Linked DNA regions of Homo sapiens: region 2 is linked to region 1. Evidence: chromatin contacts called from ENCODE Hi-C data. All regions are on one chromosome and are shown on one strand. Each heading gives the region's core, a stretch centred on a gene start or an enhancer-like site at or near the end of the contact. The rest is flanking DNA. Distances are from core to core; before and after follow the strand shown.

Evidence for each region. A loop is a pair of places that touch in the nucleus more often than their neighbours do. Pooled maps may share reads with other maps.
Region 2: a loop to region 1 is called in a pooled map, with 2.9 times the contacts of the local background. The contact joins two enhancer-like sites. A Hi-C loop is called at or near these places in 4 of 37 single-sample maps with no recorded cell type and 2 of 50 pooled maps.

What each region holds. Positions count from the first base shown.
Region 1 is chr12:94,256,507-94,259,667 of GRCh38, forward strand. PLXNC1 (plexin C1) reads left to right here. Exons shown (of 31, transcript NM_005761.3): 18 at 2,831-2,869; 19 at 3,104-3,161. Among named protein-coding and RNA genes, the nearest start is that of PLXNC1-AS1, 82 kb to the left of the region's middle. Within about 2 kb of position 1,650, at least 2 of the 41 ENCODE cell types and tissues checked have a DNase peak (open chromatin) inside an H3K27ac peak, as active enhancers do.
Region 2 is chr12:94,837,828-94,840,988 of GRCh38, forward strand. No RefSeq gene overlaps it. Among named protein-coding and RNA genes, the nearest start is that of MIR492, 5.0 kb to the left of the region's middle. Within about 2 kb of position 1,669, at least 2 of the 41 ENCODE cell types and tissues checked have a DNase peak (open chromatin) inside an H3K27ac peak, as active enhancers do.

The DNA of each region.
Region 1 (3,161 bases), core at 400-2,899:
TTGCCACCTCATCCATTTCTATGGCAGAACACCGCCTGGGGAAAGGAATTCGATTCCCCGAATCAGGATGACTGTGTGGGGCTTCTGCAAAGGTTGCATCACGAGTCCTATTTCTGAGCTATCTGAGATCCCCATTAAGAATTTAAAAGCAATAAAATAACGGAGATTTTTGACTATCAACATGAATGCTGTGTGGGCTTTTACAGTTAATGATTGCCCTTGAGTGCTGAATAATCTGTGGCCTGAAAAAAGAAATGTTCTTATCTTCTAAATTTGGTAATCAAGAACAAGATAGAGTAATGAATGTAAAGGAACACTGTTGCAAGTTGAGTGTTTCCAAAAAAAAAAAAAAAAAAAAGATCCCAGGAACAATGCTACCTTATTTTAGGAGAAGAGAGATAGTTGCAAAGGAGGCAAACTGATTTAACTCAGTGTTGTGTATAATCTTGAAAAACAACTGGGAAAGTCATAAAAATTGAAGTCAGAAGTTGTTTAAAGGAGAGAACCCAGGAAAAAACATGCATAAATTTGTCAGAACCCTTTCAAGAAGACCTAAGTCAAAACTGATTTTATAATAATTAAGAAAAGATAGAACAGGGAAACAGATCGTAAGAAGACAATGCCACTTAAATGCATTCCAGGCTGCAGATAAGTCCTGGTATTAATTAGGCTCTTTATGGATTGATCAGAAGCCGAATCCTCTAGGCCTGGAGGTTGGGGGCTGTGGGGGTAGGATTTGGGTGTTCAGCACCTACAAAAAAGCAACAGGCAAAATCCAGAGGAGATTGTAGGTTCTCAAAGGAGGCCAGGGTTCTTTGCTCTGCCTGTCGGTTTTGGCTTTTAAAGCCTTGCTTTTTATTTTATTGACTCTTCTTTGCTTTGCATAAAGTAGGAGAAGAAATAAGGGTAGGCAGAGGATCTAAGCTGAAGAAAAGGGAAATTTGAATGAAAGGAGGAAGCAGCCTTAAAACTCAGAGAGCCACGGGTCCAGGCGCGGTGGCTCAAGCCTGTAATCCCAGCACTTTGGGAGGCCGAGGCGGGTGGATCACTTGAGGTCAGGAGTTAGGGACCAGCCTGGCCAACATGGTGAAACCCCGTCTGTACTAAAAATACACAATTAGCCAGGCATGGTGGCGTGCACCTGTAATCCCAGCTACTCGGGAGGCTGAGGCAGAGAATTGCTTGAACCCGAGATCAAGACCATCCTGGCTAACACAGTGAAACCCCGTCTCTACTAAAAATACAAAAAAATTAGCCAGGCATGGTGGCGGGCGCCTGTAGTCCCAGCTACTCGGGAGGCTGAGGCAGGAGAATGGTGTGAACCTGGGAGGCGGAGCTTGCAGTGAGCCGAGATAGCGCCACACTGCACTCCAGCCTGGGCGACAGAGCGAGACTCTGTCTCAAAAAAAATAATAAATAAATAAAAAGAATTGCTTGAACCTGGGAGGCGGAGGTTGCAGTGAGCCGAGATCACGCCACTGCACTCCAGCCTGGGCGACAGAGGGAGATTCCGTCTCAAAAAAAAATAAAGAATTGCTTGAACCCGGGAGGCAGAGGTTGCCGTGAGCCGAGATCGCGCCACTGCACTCCTGCCCGGGCGACAGAGCAAGACTCCGTCTCAAAAAAACAAAACAAACAAAAAAACACACAGAGAGAACCAGGGCGGCACTTCCGTATTTACGATTAAGAATCAACCTGTTTCTCCTGTCTATTTACATGAAGTTGGTTCAGCAGAAAAATATTAAGAACCAGAAAATGCAAACCTAGGGTCTGGGGGTTTTTTTGGTTTGTTTTTTTGGGGCTTTTTTGCTTTTTACTAGGGGAGGATATGGCCAAAATAGTTTCAGGTCTTTTGCTTGGGCTTGCAGATTTGAAACTATGAAGCAAAATTCTCTACAGAAGAAATTTACTTCACAAGATATAAAATTAGCTCAAAGTTTCTATTATTATCAAAAAAGAAGAAAAACTTGAATGTTTTGAGTTTAGAGTCTCATTCTGTGGACTTAAAGTATTGCTTAACATACTTTTAAAGTTTAACCATTGATTTTTAATAAGATTGATGATACACTATAAACCCTTTTTATATTCCAGAGCTACCTAGCATTTAGAAACCAGTGGGGTGATAGCATTGTGGTCTAGTTTGCTATAAATTAGGAATAAAACCAGTAATGATAACTGACACAGGGCACTTACTCTGCACCCATTTTATTTTCACACTAAACCTCTGAGGTGGGAACCATTACTGTCCCCATTTCAGAGATGAGGCAAGTCAGACACAGAGAGGTTAGGTAACACATCCCACGTCATGTGACCAGTATGTGATTAAAACCAGGACTGGAACCCAAGTAGTTTGGTCCAGATTCTATGCTTTTAACTACCCCCTGTCTTTCAATATCATTGTGTATTGAAACAGTAGATGCTACTTAGGTAAGACTTGTAAAACTTAACAACGTAATTTAGTCTTTATCTTTAGAAGGTAAATTGCTTGAAGAGGGGTCTGATATTTGCATAATCTTCATCAATGACCCCTTCTTTAACTCTTAAATCACTTCTTCTAAAACGTGGGATGATACCTTCATCTACCAAACCTGGAACTAATGCCATGATAATTATTATTCTTAGAGGCTTTCGGAATTCAGTGGCGTTTCTTGAAAGCTGAATAATTATTTATTATGTATTAGAGAATACGCAGCCACCATAAACCCAGGGGCGCTTCAGATTAGCAAATAGTGTCTCTACTTTATTAAAACGGACTTGGGTATTATAACAAAAATACACTCTTCATTTCCTTTGGATGTTATGAATAATAAAAGTGTCTCCTTCCTCTCAGTCAGGTGGCTTCACCCACATCTTCACTGAAGATATGCATGTAAGTCTCTACGTTTTCATTTTTAGCCCAGTGACTGCCTGATGTTCATAGTGTTATCATCATCACTATCATCTCTATTATTATTACTTTGAATTTTTATTGTGGGTTTTTTTTGGATCATGAATTCAATATTGAATAATTCATTGTCTTGGAAAACCCATTGTGGGTCTACTTTCTAACTTTAAACTTATATATGATTTTGTATTATACTATATATTTTTTTCTTTTTATCAGAACAGAGACGCCAACGACAAGAATGAAAGTCTCACAGCTTTGGATGCCCTAATCTGTA
Region 2 (3,161 bases), core at 419-2,918, 580 kb after region 1:
GTCACATATATTTCCTAGCTTTTTCCACTCAGGCGGCCTTGAAGCTGTGATGTCCCTACAGCAACAAGCACACTTAGTATCTGGATCTTGGTTTCTAAATACCATCCTCCAGATGACCTCCAAGAGACCAGTGTTCCTTGAAGAAATGGCTGGCTCAAGAACTGCAGCAAGGAAAATACAAGATGAACCTGGACATCTTAGAATGCCAGAAAGCAAAGGAGGTGCTTTTTTTAAAAAGGAAAGGGTGAGAAAAGGAAAAAAGAAGAAAGATGGGGCATGTCAAATGGACGTATAAGCCAAACTGAAGGAGTTCCCAATAGCCAAAGCTGGAACAAATTAGAGGGAAAAAAGGGGGGATAGTAGTATAAGATCATAGAATAAAACAAATATCTGTGAGCCTATACTGAAATAAATAAGTGACTAAGTAAATATAGCAAAAGGGACAGATCTTCCTTACAAAAGAATTCCAATTAATAATTATAGAAAGAATTAGGAAAATAGAAAATCACCTGTATTTCACTGGAGCAGAAATGTTTGCCCTAAAAAAAATTATGGCCTTCAGTCTTCCTGGGAATGATCAGCTGTTGCACTTTCGGTGACAGCAGGATTATGGACATTAATACAGAACTTTACAGTTTATAAATTTTTTTTTAAGAAAGAAAAGAAGAAATCATGATTAAACACCATAGTAATAACTGCTTTAACAAGATCCACTGATGAAGATAAAATTAATGTGTGAAACTTTATGGAGAAACATTATCTGCACAACCTTAAAATATCTCCTAGCTGAATACTAATACAAATATTAATTACTGTGGTGGTTTTAAAATATGTCCACAGACTCTTTGATACTCCTCCATGAGGTGGAACTTAATCCCCCCATGCCCTGAGTATGGGCTGGACTTGGTGATTCCTCTCTACTTAATCAATGATGGAAAGGGAAAGACAGTAACCTTACAGTAGTGAAACCTAGCAGACATGAGACATCACCAGTACCAAGCCATCTTGACATCATGTACTCCTTCAAAGGACGCAGTGAGAACAGCGTATCACCTGAATCGTATTTGTCCCCAAAGTCCATAACCTCAGTCTAATCCTGAGAAGACACTAGACAAACCCAAATGGAAGAACATTCTATAAAATGCCTGAACACGACTCTTCAAAAGTGTCAAGGTCATACGTCTCAAGCCTTTTAGTGTTGTTATAAAGCAACATCTGCATGCTTGGCTCATGGTTCTGCAGGCTATTCAAGAAGCATGGTGCCAGCATCTGCTTCTGGTGAGGGCCTCAGGCTGCTCCCACTCATGGCAGAAGGTGAAAGGGAACTGGTGTGTGCAGAGATCACATGGTGAGAGGAGAAGCAAGAGAGAGGAGAGGGGCCGGGCACGGTGGCTCATGTTTGTAATCCCAACAATTTGGGAGGCCAAAAGGGGAGAATCTCTTGAGCCCAGGTGTTCGAGACCAGCCTGGACAACATAGTGAAACGCCATCTCTACAAAAAATAGAAAAATTAACTGGGCAAGGTGATGCGTGCCTTAAGTCACAGCTACTCGGGGAGTTGAGGTGCGATGATCTCTTGAGCCCAGGAGGTTGAGGCTGCAGTGAGCCGTGATCACACCAGTCCACTTCAACCGGGGTGAAAGAACAAGACCTTATCACAAAAAAAGAGAGAGAAAGAGAGTACAGGTGCTAGGCTCTTTTTAGCAACCAGCTCTCATGGGAACTAACAGAGTGAAAACTCACTCATTACCACAAGGACAGCACCAAGCTATTCACTGGGGATCCACCCCCATGACCCAAACACCTCCCATTAGGCACCCACTTCCTACACTGGAAATCAGATTTCAACATGAGATTAGCAAGGGTCAAACATCCAAACTATAGCAGCCATATAAGACAAGGGAAGATGAAAGTATCATACATCGGAGGAGACTAAGGAGACATGACAACTAAATAAAATGTGGATTGGATCCTGGAACAGAAAATAACATTCGAGGAAAAACTGGGAAAATGTGAATAAAGTATGTAGTTAACAACTAAAGTTAACAGTGTTGTACCAAGGTAAATGTTTTCATTTTGATGAACATACCATGTTGTTTAAGATACTCATATTAGGCTAGGCGTGGTGGCTCATGCCTGTAATCCCAGCACTTTGGGAGGCCGAGGTGGGTGGATCTCCTGAGGTCAGGAGTTCGAGACCAGCCTGGCCAACATGATAAAACCCTGTCTCTACTAAAAATATAAAAATAAGCTGGGTGTGGTGGCACGCGCCTGTAATCCCAGGTACTCAGGAGGCTGAGGTAGGAGAATCGCTTGAACCCGGGAGGTGGAGGTTGCAGTGAGCTGAGATCGCGCCACTGCACTCTAGCGTGGGCGATAAGGTGAGACTCTGTCTCAAAAAAAAAAAAAAAAAAGTGTGAAAACTAAACCAAACAAAGCAATGCTCCAAGAAGATGCAGCACGTGTATCCTAAGGCTTCAGGTTCCCATAAAATCCCTGAGGTTGCCCAGACACCCCCAGTTTGGGATGCATCAGAGCCTCTCTCACTAATGAATACCATAGCCATGATGACCATGCATCCAGGAGGAACAGCATGTATCCTCTATTTTCACTGGAGGCTGTACCCCAAGGGTCTTTCCTAATTACCACTGCTGCGAGGACCTGGATGAAAAGTGATAAGCCCCCAAGCATGGCAAGGCTCTAGCCTGTTGCTTCTGGCTATGGTCCCATCACTCAGCACTTTGAAGACCCGCATAGAATGAGTTATTAACACACCCAAAGAACAAATTCTGAAAGTGCATCAATATTAATTCATTTACAGAGAGGTTTTGCTTTCTCCTCTCTCTTTCTTGATTAAATGCTTAGTGCTTCCTCAAGAGATATGCTGTCACGAAACTCTCAACAAGTCATGAATGAGAAGAAAAGATAAAATCTTCCCCATCACCTTAAAGGAAAGCATTTATTTAAAAGTTCTCATCAACCAGACGCAGTGGTTCATGCTTATAATCCCAGTGCTTTGGGAGGCCAGGAGTTCTAGACCAGCCTGGGCAACATAGCAAGAGCCCGTCTTTAAAAATAAATAAATAAAAAATTAGCTAGGTATGGTGGCATATGCCTGTGCTCCCAGCTATTCAGGAGGCTGAGGCAGGAGGGGAGCCTGG